3 separate regions of the Homo sapiens genome follow, and regions 2 and 3 are each linked to region 1. A link is an interaction called in ENCODE POLR2A ChIA-PET data of the cell type or tissue named here. Cell type or tissue: Panc1. All regions are shown on one strand. Links, peaks and the distances in the headings refer to the core of each region. The heading gives the core; the rest is flanking DNA.

Evidence for each region. Peaks named below come from ENCODE experiments on the same cell type or tissue, not always from the same donor. Only the 100,000 strongest peaks of a DNase experiment are listed, where the experiment ranks them.
Region 2: POLR2A ChIA-PET joins it to region 1 with 5 read pairs; 4 of 35 experiments call an interaction of 5 or more read pairs at or near these places.
Region 3: POLR2A ChIA-PET joins it to region 1 with 10 read pairs; 5 of 35 experiments call an interaction of 5 or more read pairs at or near these places.

What each region holds. Positions count from the first base shown.
Region 1 is chr12:121,714,561-121,719,828 of GRCh38, reverse strand. All of the region lies in intron 1 of TMEM120B (transmembrane protein 120B), which reads right to left. Among named protein-coding and RNA genes, the nearest start is that of TMEM120B, 4.4 kb to the right of the region's middle. In Panc1, for the core only: no CTCF peak of the experiment used is centred there; no DNase peak of the experiment used is centred there; H3K27ac peaks cover 341 bases.
Region 2 is chr12:121,457,732-121,460,231 of GRCh38, reverse strand. The region is part of intron 12 of KDM2B (lysine demethylase 2B); the gene reads left to right. Among named protein-coding and RNA genes, the nearest start is that of MIR7107, 15 kb to the right of the region's middle. In Panc1, for the core only: no CTCF peak of the experiment used is centred there; no DNase peak of the experiment used is centred there.
Region 3 is chr12:122,072,202-122,077,469 of GRCh38, reverse strand. No RefSeq gene overlaps it. Among named protein-coding and RNA genes, the nearest start is that of MLXIP, 3.9 kb to the left of the region's middle. RefSeq lists enhancers at 439-488, 5,122-5,268. In Panc1, for the core only: no CTCF peak of the experiment used is centred there; no DNase peak of the experiment used is centred there; H3K27ac peaks cover 774 bases.

The DNA of each region.
Region 1 (5,268 bases), core at 1,506-4,005:
CAGCTACTCAGGAGGCTGAGGCAGGAGAATCACTTGAACCCGAGAGGCAGAGGTTGCAGTGAGCCGAGACAGAGCCATTGTACTCCAGCCTGGACAACAAGAGCAAAACTCCGTCTCAAAAAAAAAAGAATGCAGTGTGGCCTAACATGCAACTGTGAACCACCCCCTTAAACTACCCCCGTTAGCAATTTAAGCAGTGTCCAATCGATGCCACTGTTTCCCTTGAAGAAAAAAACATTTTTTGAGACAGGGTCTCACTCTGTCACCCAGGCTGGGGTGCAGTGGCAGGATCTCAGCTTACTGCAACCTCCACTTCCTGAACTTAGGTAATCCTCCCACTTCAGCCTCCCAAGTAGGTGGGACCATGGGTGCACGCCACCATGCCTAGCTAATTTTTGTGGTTTTTTGTAGAGTCAGGGTCTTACTACATTGCCCAGGCTGGTCTCAAACTCCTGGGCTCAAGCGATCTACCTGCCTCAGCCTCCTGTTGGGATTACAGGCATAGGCCACTACACCCAGCCAACAATTTCTATTAGCCCCCCAAAAGGTGCCTGTCCAGCATCCCTCTCTCTGTTTTTTTTTTTTAAACTACCAGCTTTTTGATTTTCCTTCATGGGACCATCCCTCCCCAACTCGTTTCATGTAGTGTGGTGGCACTGATCCCACTTTTAGGCTTCAGGAGCAGATATGTGACCGTGACCTGGCCAATCAGTGCCACAGTGACTGGTTAAGTAAGGCATAGTCACATGACCCAAGCTGGGCCAATGAGAGTCAGCCCTGGGACGCTTGCTGAAACCACAGGGGGAAAGGATGCTCTGTTTCTGCCAGAGCTGCTAAGCTGACAGATGTCAGCTGAGGGCCACCTGGCCATCTTTGCCACAACATGGGAGGGACTGCCTGAGAATAATGCTGACACAGAGGAGAGAGAGAGAGACATCCACACACAGACACAGACATCACCTGAGCTCCTGGATCCAGCCTTGCCTGAAGCCATTTGCCACTAGACTTGACTCAATAAACCCTCTTTTGGCTTAAAACCAGTCAGACTGGGTTTTTTTCATTTGCAACTAAGAGTCCTGATAGTGCATTGTGTGAAAGCACTATATAAATGAAAAGGGACCCAGCAAGTTCAAAACTTTTCTTCTAGAGCTAAGAGTCTCAGGATACTTTTGGAGCCCACGGTATTAGTATCTGAGTTATACAGCAGGCATGGGTTCGAATTCTGGCTCCATGACTTTCAAGTTACTCAGCATCTCTTAGCTTCAATCTCCTCATCTAAAAAACAGGGTTGTCATTCATTCATTCACTCATTCATTTATTTTTGAGACAGGATCTCACTCTGTCACCCAGGCTGGAGTACCCTGGCACGATCTTGGCTCACTGCAACCTCCGCCTTCTGGGTTCAAGCGATTCTTCAGCCTCAGCCTCCCAAGTAGCTGGGATTACAGGAGCGAGCGACCAATGCCCAGCTAAGGTTTTTTTTTGTTTTTTGTTTGTTTGTTTGTTTTATAGTGATGGGGTTTCACCATGTTGCCCAGGCTGGTCTTGAACACCTAAGCTCAAAGTGCTCTGCCCTCCTTAGCCTCCCAAAGTGCTGGGATTACAGGCATGGGCCACTGCGCCAGGCCATGGGTTGATATTTAGATTAAATGGGATAATCTGTGTTTCACGCAGTTAGCTATTATTGTTATTGTTGTTGTTATGATTATTATTATTGTCAGCCTTTGTTTTTAGATAAAGAAACTCAACCTGAGAGAGGTGGCTCACCAAATTCAGATACTAGACAATGGCAAAGCTAGGACCTGAACTCAAGAATACTGATTCCCTGTGCAGTGTCTTTTTCTGCACAATCTGCTACTAAAGAAAGATGCCCGGCTGGGTGCGGTAGCTCACGCTTGTAATCCCAGCACTTTGGGAGGCTGAGGCAGGCGGATCACAAGGTCAGGAATTCGAGACCAGCCTGGCCAACATAGTGAAACCCTGTCTCTACTAAAAATACAAAAATTAGCCAGGAGTGGTGGCACACATCTGTAATCCCAGCTACTCGGGAGGCTGAGGCAGGAGAATCGCTTGAACCTGGAAGGCGGAGGTTGTGGTGAGCTGAGATCGAGCCACTGCACTCCAGCCTGGGCAACAGAGCGAGACTCCGTCTCAAATAAAAAAGAAAGAAAGACGCCCCACAAGCCAAGATAGAAGAGAAACAAAAGCTAACAGGAGTACTCAGGGCACAGATGAGCCTAGGGCAGTAGTTAAGAGCACAGACACTGGTGTTCAACAGCCTGGGTTCGAATCCTGGCTCCTGCACTGACAGGCCATGTGACCTTGGATAAGTGACTTAACCTCTGTAAAACAGAGATTCTAGGATCAATTTCATAGGGTTATTAATGAAATAATGCTGATCTTCTTGCTTCGAGCCTGTCTCCCTGATGTCTATTCTATACACAGCAGCCAGACGGATGTACATGTCATTAGCAGTAAAAGCCAAAATCTTTACCATGGCCTTCAAGGCCCTTGCATCACTGTGAGGTCAGACTTAGGGAAAAGCTGCTACGGGCCACCTTCTTCCTTGGCTGGGAGGAACGAGATCAGGTTTCCAGTGATGCAAGGCAGGAAATGCTCATTAAATTACTTGCCCTTGTGTCTGTAAGTGACCTTCTGCGGTCACGCCACAGGCCAGGAGACCAGGAGCACACTGGTCTCAGACTAGCACTCAACTCACCAGCATGCCTGAAACCCCAGCCACCCAAAAACTAAGTCCTCATGGAGACTCAACTGTGCCCCAGGGTTCAGGAAGGCCCTGACACATGCAAATCACAGTCCAAAGAAAACTGATCCTTTCCTCTCCTCAGTCCCAGAGATTACATTGGGTTTTCTTGGGGTGGGGAGGAGGGAAATTCCAAAGATCTTTCAAATCTTCTGGGGTCTGAGAATTAGGTTTGCTCTTTCTTTCCTTCATTCAAAAAAGGAAAGCCAGGTGCAGTGGCTCACGCCTGTAATCCCAGCACTTTGGGAGGCCAAGGCAGATGGATCACGAGGTCAGGAGTTCTAGACCAGACTGGCCAAGATGGTGAAACCCTGTCTCTGCTAAAAATATAAAAATTAGCCGGGCACGGTGGCGGGTGCCTGTAATCCCAGCTACTCAGGAGGCTGAGGCAGGAGAATAGCTTTAACCCGGGAGGCAAAGGTTGCAGTGAGCCAAGATTGTGCCACTGTACTCTAGTTTGGGCGACAGAGCAAGACTGTGTCTCAAAAAAAAAAAAAAAGAAAGAAAAAAAAAGAGAAAAAGAGGTAAGACACAGAGACATTACACATTGTTACACATCACCCCAGAATCAATGAGATACAAATATGAAACCCTCAACCCGGATTCTAAGGAAGATGTAGGAAAATTAAAATAGACCAGGATTTTCTAGTAGAAAAAAAATCCTTCCTATTGTTAAGCTTTCTAGTTCAGTGTGCCCACCTACCTACCTGCTGTTACCTGCTTGTTCCCCAACAAATCTCTTTTTTTTTTTTTTTGAGAGAGAGGGTCTAACTCTGTCACCCAGGCTAGAGTACAGTGGTGCAATCATGGCTCACTGCAGCCTTGACCTCTGGGGCTCAAACAGCCCTCCTACTCCAGCCTCCCTAGTAGCTGGGACCACAACCATGCACCACCACACCCAGCAATTTTTTTTTTTTACTGTTTGTAGAGACAGGGGTTTCCCTATGTTTCCCAGGCTGGTCTCAAACTGCTGGGCAATCCTGCTGGGAGCGGTCCTCCCAACTTGTCCTCCCAAAGTGCTGAGATTACAGGTATGAGCCAATGCACCGAGCTCCCAACAAATATCTCGTATCCGAAACTGCCCAGCACATACGCAATGGACATCCTACTTACCATATACAGAGTCCCAGAGCCTTGCATCTTGAGAGTTCAGAGCTCTCACATCTAACATGAAGGGGAACGTGAGAAGGCAGAGAGGGGCCTACCAATATTTAGAGAACTAAATTATGGCCCCAACTTTACCACTAACTAGCTGTGTGGCCCCCGTCCAGGGAATCAGCATGCCCAAGCTTCAGTTTCCTCATCTGTGAATTGAAGATGTAGATGGCAGTTTCTGCTCCGATCTATGATCTTGACACCGGGAGCCATCCCTGACTGGCCCCTGACCCAGCAGGTGACCACCAAAGCCTGCAGCAAGCAGGCTCCCTCTTCCCCAAAGTAGGATGCAGTCCCTTCTAGTTCCCCCATCATGAACCGAGCAGGAGGCATCAGTTTCCACTCACTCAGACCTTCTTCTACAACCCTTGCTGTGCACCAGGGAACAAAATCAAGAATTGATTCCCAATCCCTTTGTCCCTAACATACCTCAGCATCTGAGGACCAAGTCCTAAGAAAGAGTCAAACAACTCCTTTGCAACCTCTGCCTGCCAAGACTTGCTATCTAATTGCTGTTAATTGCATTAATTGCACAGCTCTTAAGTGTTGTTGCTGTTTTTTGTTTTGTTTTGTTTTTGAGACGGAGTCTTGCTCTGTTGCCCAGGCTGGAGTGCAATGGCACAGTCTTGTCTCACTGCAACCTCCCCCTCCCAGTTTCAAGCAATTCCTGCCTCAGCCACTCGAGGATCTGGGATTATAGGTACATGCCACCACACCCAGCTAATTTTGCATTTTTAGTAGAGACAGGGTCTCACTGTGTTGGCCAGGCTGGTCTCAAACTCCAAACCTTGTGATCCACCCGCCTCGGTCTCCCAAAGTTCTGGAATTACAGGCATGAGCCGCCGCGCTGGGCCTCACTCTGAAGTGTTAAGACTCTTCCCCCTCCTCCTCCTTGTCTAAGGCAAAGCAAGGGACAGGAATTATGAACAACACAAGCTTCACACAGCAAACCTCTTCTCTTCTCCCATTCCCAACCCTAACACCCACTTGGTTCCACAGCTGACCATGACCTCCGAGCCCAGTAAGACAAAGCATTAAGAAGTGGCTGAGGACCAGGCACGGTGGCTCACTACTGTAATCCCAGCACTTTGGGAGGCCGAGGCAGGCAGATCACGAGGTCAAGAGATTGAGACCATCCTGGCCAACATGGTGAAACCCTGTCTCTACTAAAAATACAAAAATTAGCTGGGCATGGTGGCGCGCACCTATAATCTCTGCTACTTGGGAGACTGAGGCAGGAGAATCGCTTGAATCCGGGAGGCGGAGGTTGCAGTGAGCCACGATCGTGCCACTGCACTCAAGTCTGGTGACAGAGCAAGACTCTATCTCAAAAAAAAAAAAAAAAAAAA
Region 2 (2,500 bases), core at 1-2,500, 260 kb after region 1:
GGGGACACATTTTACTCATTTCTGTAGTTCTAGCACTTAGCATCAAATCAGATACATAATTCACAGCCAGGAAACACTTGGGTTGGTGGATTTGTGAATTAGGGGGTTAATGAATGAGTCTCCAGTGCAAATTACATACTTTATTAGTTAGTGATGTTAAGCATCTTTTCATGTGCTTACTGGCCATTTGTAGATCTTTTTTGGAGAAATAGCTATTTAAATCCTTTGCCCATTTAAAAATTACCTATTCATCTCTTTATTATTGAGTTGTCGGAGTTCTTTGTATATTCTAAGTACTAACTGCTTGCTAGATACATGATTTACAAATATTTTCTCCCATTCTGTGGGCCTTTGCACATGATAGTGCCCTTTAAAGCACCAAAGTTTTTTTTTTTTTTTCTGAGATGGAGTTTCACTCTTGTTGCCCAGGCTGGAGTGCAATGGTGTGATCTTGGCTCACTGCAACCTCTGCCTCCTGGGTTCAAGCGATTCTCTTGCCTCAGCCTCCTGAGTAGCTGGGATTACAGGCATGTGCAACCACACCTGGCTAATTTTGTATTTTTAGTAGAGATGGGGTTTCTCCATGCTTGTGAGGCTGGTCTCCAACTCCCAACCTCAGGTGATCCTCCCGCCTTGGCCTCCCAAACTGCTGGGATCACAGGCGTGAGCCACCATGCCCAGCAAAAGTTTTTAATTTTGATGAAGTCGAATTTATCTTTTTTTTGACACCTGTGCTTTTGGTGTCATATCAGAGAAACCCTTGCCTAATTCAAAGTCATAAAGATTTACACTTGTGTTTTCTTCTAAGAGGTTTATAATTTTAGCTGTGTGTTTAGGTCTTTGATCCATTTTTGAGTTAATTTGTATATGTGGTGTGAGGTAGGGGTCTATCTTTGTTCTTTTGCTTGTGGATAGCTATTCGTCCCAGCACCATACGTTGAAAAGACCATTCTTTACCCAACTGAATTGCCTTGGCATCCTTATTAAAAATCATTTGGTCAAAATATGACTTTATTTCTGGACTCTCAATTCTGTTTCATTGATCTATAGGTCTGTCTTTATGCCACTACCATCACAGCCTTGTTTATTGTAGCTTTGTAGTGAGTTTTGAAATCAGAAAGTGTGTGTCTTTTTTTTTTTTTTTTTTGAGGCAGAGTCTCGCTCTGTTGCCAGGCTGGAGTGCAGTGGTGTGATCTTGGCTCACTACAACCTCTGCCTCCCGGGTTCAAGTGAATCTCCTGCCTCAGCCTCCTGAGTAGCTGGGACTACAGGTGTGTGCCACCATGACCAGCTAATTTTTGTATTTTTAGTAGAGACAGGGTTTCACCAGGTTGAGCAGGATGGTCTCAATCTGTTGATCTTGTGATCTGCCCACCTTGGCCTCCCAAAGTGCTGGGATTACAGGAGTGAGCCACCTTGCCCAGCCTTTTTAGATGGAGTTTCACTCTTGTTGCCCAGGCTGGAGTGCAATGTCATGATCTTGGCTCACTGTAACCTCCACCCACTGGGTTCAAGTGATTCTCCTGCCTCAGCCTCCCAAGTAGCTGGGATTACAGGCACGTGCCACCATGCCTGGCTAATTTTGTATTTTTAGTAGGGATGGGGTTTCACCATGTTGGACAGGCTGGTCTTGAACTTGTGACCTCAAGGGATCCACCTGCCTCAGCCTCCCAAAGTGCTGGGATTATAGGCGTGAGTCACCGCCCCCACCCCCCATCCCCCTATTTTTTTAAGATTGTTTTGGCCATTCCAGGTCTTTTGCATTTTCATGAATTTTAGGATAGTGTGTCCATTTCTGCAGAAAAGTCAGTTGAGTTTTTGTTTTGTTTTTATTTTTTTAATTCTTGTTTTGTTTTTGAGACAAGGTTTTATTCTGTCGTCCAGGTTGGATGCAGTGGCTTGATCTCAGCTCAGTGCAACCTCTGCTTCCTGTGCTCAAGTGATTCTCCAGCTTCAGCCTCCTGAGTAGCTCGGACTACAGGTGTGTGACAGCACACTCAGCTAGTCTTTTTATTTTTTTGGAATCTTGCTTTGTTGGCCAGGCTGGTCTTGAACTCCTGAGCTCAAGCGATCTGCCTATCTTGGCCTCCCAAAGTGCTGAGATTATAGGGGTGAGCCACTGTGCCCAGCCCCAGTTGGGATTTTGCTTGGGGTCGCGTTGAGTCTGTTGATCACTTTGGGGAGTATAACCGATCTTAACAATATTAAATCTTCCAATTCATGAACACGGATGTCTTTCCTTTAATTTAGGTTAATCTAAGTAATTTTAATCCCTATAATTTAGAGCTGAGGGATTGAGGAGGTTCTGTCCATGCATTTTCTGGTGGATAATATCTGGTAGACCAGAGGAACTCAAATATTGGTGGGATGAATGAATAAACCTTGATAGCATTCACTTAAAGGACAATGCTCTTGAGTTGCTGATGGAGAAGAGGTGTAGGAATACCAAGATATTTGTGTGTGTGTGTGTGTGTGTGTGTGTGTGTGTGTGTATGTTTCC
Region 3 (5,268 bases), core at 1,173-3,672, 360 kb before region 1:
CAACCTAACTGACAGACACCTCTAGAAAGCTGTCAAGGTTTCCGGGGCTCAAAGCCAGTCTGGGGTGGGGGTGGCAGGGCATCAGAAGAGCCAGTGAGGCCCATGAGCCAGGAACACCCATCCTAATCCTAGCAGGGCGTCCAGAGTCCACAGCCACTCCTGCACTCTGCTTTGTTTTATTGTTGTTTTGTTTTTTGAGACAGAGTCTTGCTCTGTCACCCAAGGCTGTAGCGCAGTGGTGCAATCACCATGTTGGCCAGGCCGGTCTGGAACTCCTGACCTCAAGTGAGGCCTGCCTTGGACTCCCAAAGTGCTGGGATGACAGGCATGAGCCACCGCGCTGGCTCTGCACTCGGCTTTGAAGCTGGTTTCAGTTCCAGATTTGAGTGGGGGGTGAGTCCCCTGCCCCACCCTCTTCCTGACAAAGGCCTCCTGAAGGGAACAGAGGGCTCTCACCAAAATGGCTCCATTAACTTATTTCCAAATGTCTGTATGGAAAAATGGGCTGGATGACTGGCAGTTTTCAGGCATGAGTTCTAGATTTCCCTCTTCAACCTACTACTGTTCCCAATGCTGGTTACAAGTGTTTAAAAGTCCATCCTTTGAGTTGCCTTCCTTTCTCTCAAGACTTGTCTCCTTGGTCCTTGGTAAGTTTACATGCCCAGCCACTTTTTTTTTTTTTTTTTTTTGAGACAGGATCTGGCTCTTTCACCTGGACTGGAGTGGAGTGGTGCCATCATGGCTCACAGCACCCTCAACCTCCAGGGCTCAGGTGATCCTCCCACCTCAACTTCCCAAGTAGCAGGACCACAGGTGCACACCACCGTGCCCTGCTAATTTTTGTACTTTTTATAGAGATGGGGTCTCGCCATGCTGCCCAGCCTGGTCTCGTCTCGAGTTCCTGACCTCAAGTGATCCTCCTGCCTCAGCCTCCCAAGGTGCTAGAATTACAGGTGTGAGCCACCATGCCCTGCTTTTTTGTCTTTGTGTTTACCTATATTTTCTTTCTTTTTTTTTTTTTTTGAGACAGGGTCTCACTGTGTCACATTGGTGTGATCGTGGCTCACTGTAGCCTCAACCTCCCCTGCCCAAGCTATCCTCCCACCTCAGTCTCCCGAGTAGCTGTGACCACAGGTGGGCACCACCACACCCAGCTAATGTTTAATTTTTTTGTAGAGATGGAATTTCCCTATGTTGCCCAGGCTGGTCTCAAACTCCTGGGCTCAGGCAATCCTCCTGCCTCAACCTCCCAAAATGCTGGGATTACAGGCATGAGCCACCACACCTGGCCTGTATTTTCTAATTTCCAAAATAAACATGTATTACTTATATACACATTTTTAACTTAAAAAGTTAACATCAGTTTCCTGGGAGGAAATAAGCCTTAAAGCTGAGGTTGCAAAGTGGCAACCCATAGACCATATTCAGTGCAGAAACATGCCTTGTTTAATCCCACCGTCAATTCCTAAGAGACTGTATTAGGGAAGACTCTTGGGGAAAATTGCAGTTAAAAATGCAAAAAGCAAAGGACCACTGCATGGGTGGTCCAGTCACGGAAGGTGCTCCAAGCTCACAATCAATGTCTGTAAGGTTAAGGAGGTGGTCTCGACTTCCCCTCCTGCTGAGTAGCGGGCAGCATCGGCAGGAGAGTGGCCATGTAGGATGGCGACCCAGGGAGCTAAAAATCCCATGATGACAAGGAGCTCCCACACCCAGACAAGCCACCAAAACCAGAGCCTCACAGCGTTGTCGTCTCTTCTCCACGAATCAGAAGAAACACTGGATTGGAATCAAATCAGCAGTCAGACAAATAGAAATACCTAAGTATGAAGGGTTACACACCAGCACAAGTCAGCAAATAATTAAGGAAAGCCAGCACTCTGGGAGAAAGCGGGTACCTGAGAACTAGCAAGGGGGAGAAAGTTAACAAATATTTTAAAAATAACTAATAGTTTAGGAAAGAACAGAAGATTCTGTACCATGGAGCAATAATAGCCCATTATGAAAAAGAGGCAAATGAGGTCTTGGAAAATAAATATAAATATACAAATATACAAGTATGATTTTTTAAAAGTTGAGTTGAAACGAAAATATAGAAAAAAAGCAAAGTGAATAAAGCTGAAAAACACAGCAGTAAGCTAAAAGATTAAACTGAAGGTTTATATAAAAAGTAACCAGACATGGTGGCACATGCCTCTAGCCCCAGCTACTTGGGAGGTGACGCACGAGAATCGCTTGAACCCGGGAGGCAGAGTTTGCACCACTGCCCTCCAGCCTGGGCAACAGAGCAAGACTCTGTCTCCAAAAATACACAGGCCAGGCACGGTAGCTCATGCCTGTAATCCCAGCACTTTGGGAGGCTGAGGTGGGCAGATCACCTGAGGTCGGGAGTTTCAGACCAGCCTGGCCAACATGGTGAAACCCCGTCTCTACTAAAAATGCAAAATTAGCCAGGCATGGTGGCGCATGCCTGTAATCCCAGCTACTCAGGAAGCTGAGGCAGGAGAATCACTTGAACCCAAGAGGCAGAGGTTTTGGTGAGCCGAGATCACGCCATTGCACTCCAGCCTGGGCAACAAGAGCGAACTCCATCTCAAAATAAATAAACAAACTGAGGGTTTCTCCCAGAAAACTGCCAAAAGGAAAAGAGAAGTTGTGACATGGAGGATCCATCTAGATAGTTACAGAAAGAAAGAAGTAAACAAGAGAGGAAATAACCAAAGCAGCAATAAAAGAAAATTTCCCAGCGATACAAACACAGCCTTTATTTTTATTTTATGAACCTCCTCTCAGTTCAAGCAATTCTCCTGCCTCATCCTCCAGAGTAGCTGGGATTACAGGGGCCCGCCACCATGCCCAGCTAAATTTTGTATTTTTAGTAAAGACAGGGTTTCACTATGTTCACCAGGCTGCTCTGGAACTCCTGAACTTAAATTGTCTGCTTACCTTGGCCTCCCAAAGTGCCGGGATTACAGACACAAGCCACTGTGCCCAGCCAAGAGCTGCATTAACTGGAGTGAGATGATGATATGGTTTAACTGGGGTGAGATGATGATATGATTTGGGTGTCCCCACCCAAATCTCATCTTGAATTCCCATGTGTTGTGGGAGGGACCCGGTGGAGGTAATTGAATCATGGGGGGCAGGCCTTTCCTGTGCTGTTCTAGTGATAGTGAATAAGTCTCATGAGATCTGATGATTTTTAAAAAGGGGAGTTTCCCTGCACAAGCTCTCTTCTCTTGTCTGCGGCCATGTGAGATGTGTCTTTCACCTTCCACCATGATTGTGAGGCCTCCCCAGCCACATGGAACTGTGAGTCCCTTAAACCTCTTTCTTTTGTAAGTTGCTCAGTCTCGGGTATGCCTTTATCAGTAGTGTGAAAATGGACTAATACAGATGATTTCTCATTTAGTGTGTTGTTGTTTTGTTTGTTTGTTTTGAGACAGGGTCTTACTGTGTTGCCCAGGCTGGAGTGCAGTAATACAATCAAGGCTTACTGCATCCTTTACCTCCTGGACTCAAGTGATCCTCCCACTTCAGCCTCCAGAGTAGCTTGGACTACAGGTATGTGCCATTACACCTGGCCAATTTATTAATTTTTTGTAGAGACTGGGTCTCCCCATGTTGCCCAGGCTGGTCTTGAACTCCTGGGCTTAAGTGATCCTCCCACCTCACCCTCCCAGAGTGCTGGGATTACAGGTGTGAGCCGTCACACCTGGCCTCGTTGTAGTTTTGATTTGCATTACTCTGATGATCAGTGATGTTGAGCATCTTTTCATATACCTGTTTGCCATTTGTATGTCTTCTTTTGATAAATGTCTATTCAGTTCTTTTGCCCATTTTAAATCAGATGATTAGATTTTTTTTCCTGTAGAGTTGTTTGAGCTCCTTATATTGTCACCTCAATAAATTTTAGAGGATAGAAGGTAAAATAGTCTTTTCATCCATTGGCCACATTAGAAAGAATTACTACTAGAGGTTGTTCTCTCCAAGAAGACAAAAATGAAATTCAAGTACGAGAACGATATGGAACACAAGAAACAGTGTAGCACAAAAAATAAAACTTAAAACTGGGTTTTTAAAGTTATGATTAAAAAAAGAGTTTTCGCCAGGTCCAGTGGCTCACGCCTGTAATCCTAGCACTTTGGGAAGCCAAGGCAGGTGGATCACCTGAGGTCAGGAGTTTGACACCAGCCTGGCCAACATGGTGTAAACCCCGCCTCTACTAAAAATACAAAAATTAGCCAGGCGTGGTGGTGTGTACCTGTAATTCCAGCTACTCGGGGCACTGAGGCACGAGAATCGCTTGAACCTGGGAGACGGAGGTTGCAGTGAGCTGAGATCACGCCACTGCGCTCCAGCCTGGGTGACAGAGTAAGACTCCCTCTCAAAAAAAAAAAAATTATACCTCATTTCAGAAACATTTCTTAGAGGTCTTTCTTACTTTCTGTTACTTTTTTTTAAAATTTAGTGATAGCATCCTCTTCTTGTTTTATGTATGCAATATTGTCTCATCTCTCCCAGAAGAATATTTTGAGTTTATTTGAAGTTATCTTTTGCTCCCTGCATTGTTTATATTTCTTTTCTCTCTCTCTCTCTCTCTCTCTCTGTTTGTTTTGAACTCCCTCTTCATGTTGGAAGCTTTCCTCAGAAGTCTGGAAAGGAGCCCATGAGGATGACTGATAGGATCGGTGTGTACGGCAGGAGCATGGCCTGTCAGCGAGTAAGCCAGTGGGTGGCCAGGCAGCTCTTTGGTCAGAGGCTTCTAAATGTCAGTATCTGGAGGTCTTCTCTGTGGGTGGTTCTGATTGCCCGGGGGGACCTCCAACTGCCTTCTGGGAGTGTGTATGTCTGGCTGCTCAGTTTCTGGAGCAAGGCCAGGGAAGAGGGCAGTCATTTTGCTGTTTGCTCTGCCCACTGCCACTAAATCTCTCTGCTCTCAGCCTCTGGCAACTCACTCCCTGCACTCAATGCCTGCCATCCCCAGTTCTAGAGCCTCTTTGATTTAATTTCTCCAGAAGCTAAACCTGGAGAGGGAGAGGGCTAGTCACCCGAGAGCACACAGGATGGGGGATGAGAACCCGGAGGTCTTACTGCTCCATATACAGACTTTGTTTTTAGTCCCCTCCCTACTGCAGCACTGAAGCCTCCAATTCCTGGGACTTTCTGGGATTCCAGGAGAGAACTGGCCTGCTTTTCTCTGGGATCTGCTTCTACAGGTTTGGAGCTACAGGTGTTGTCTTATTTCACTAAATATGGATTTCTGCT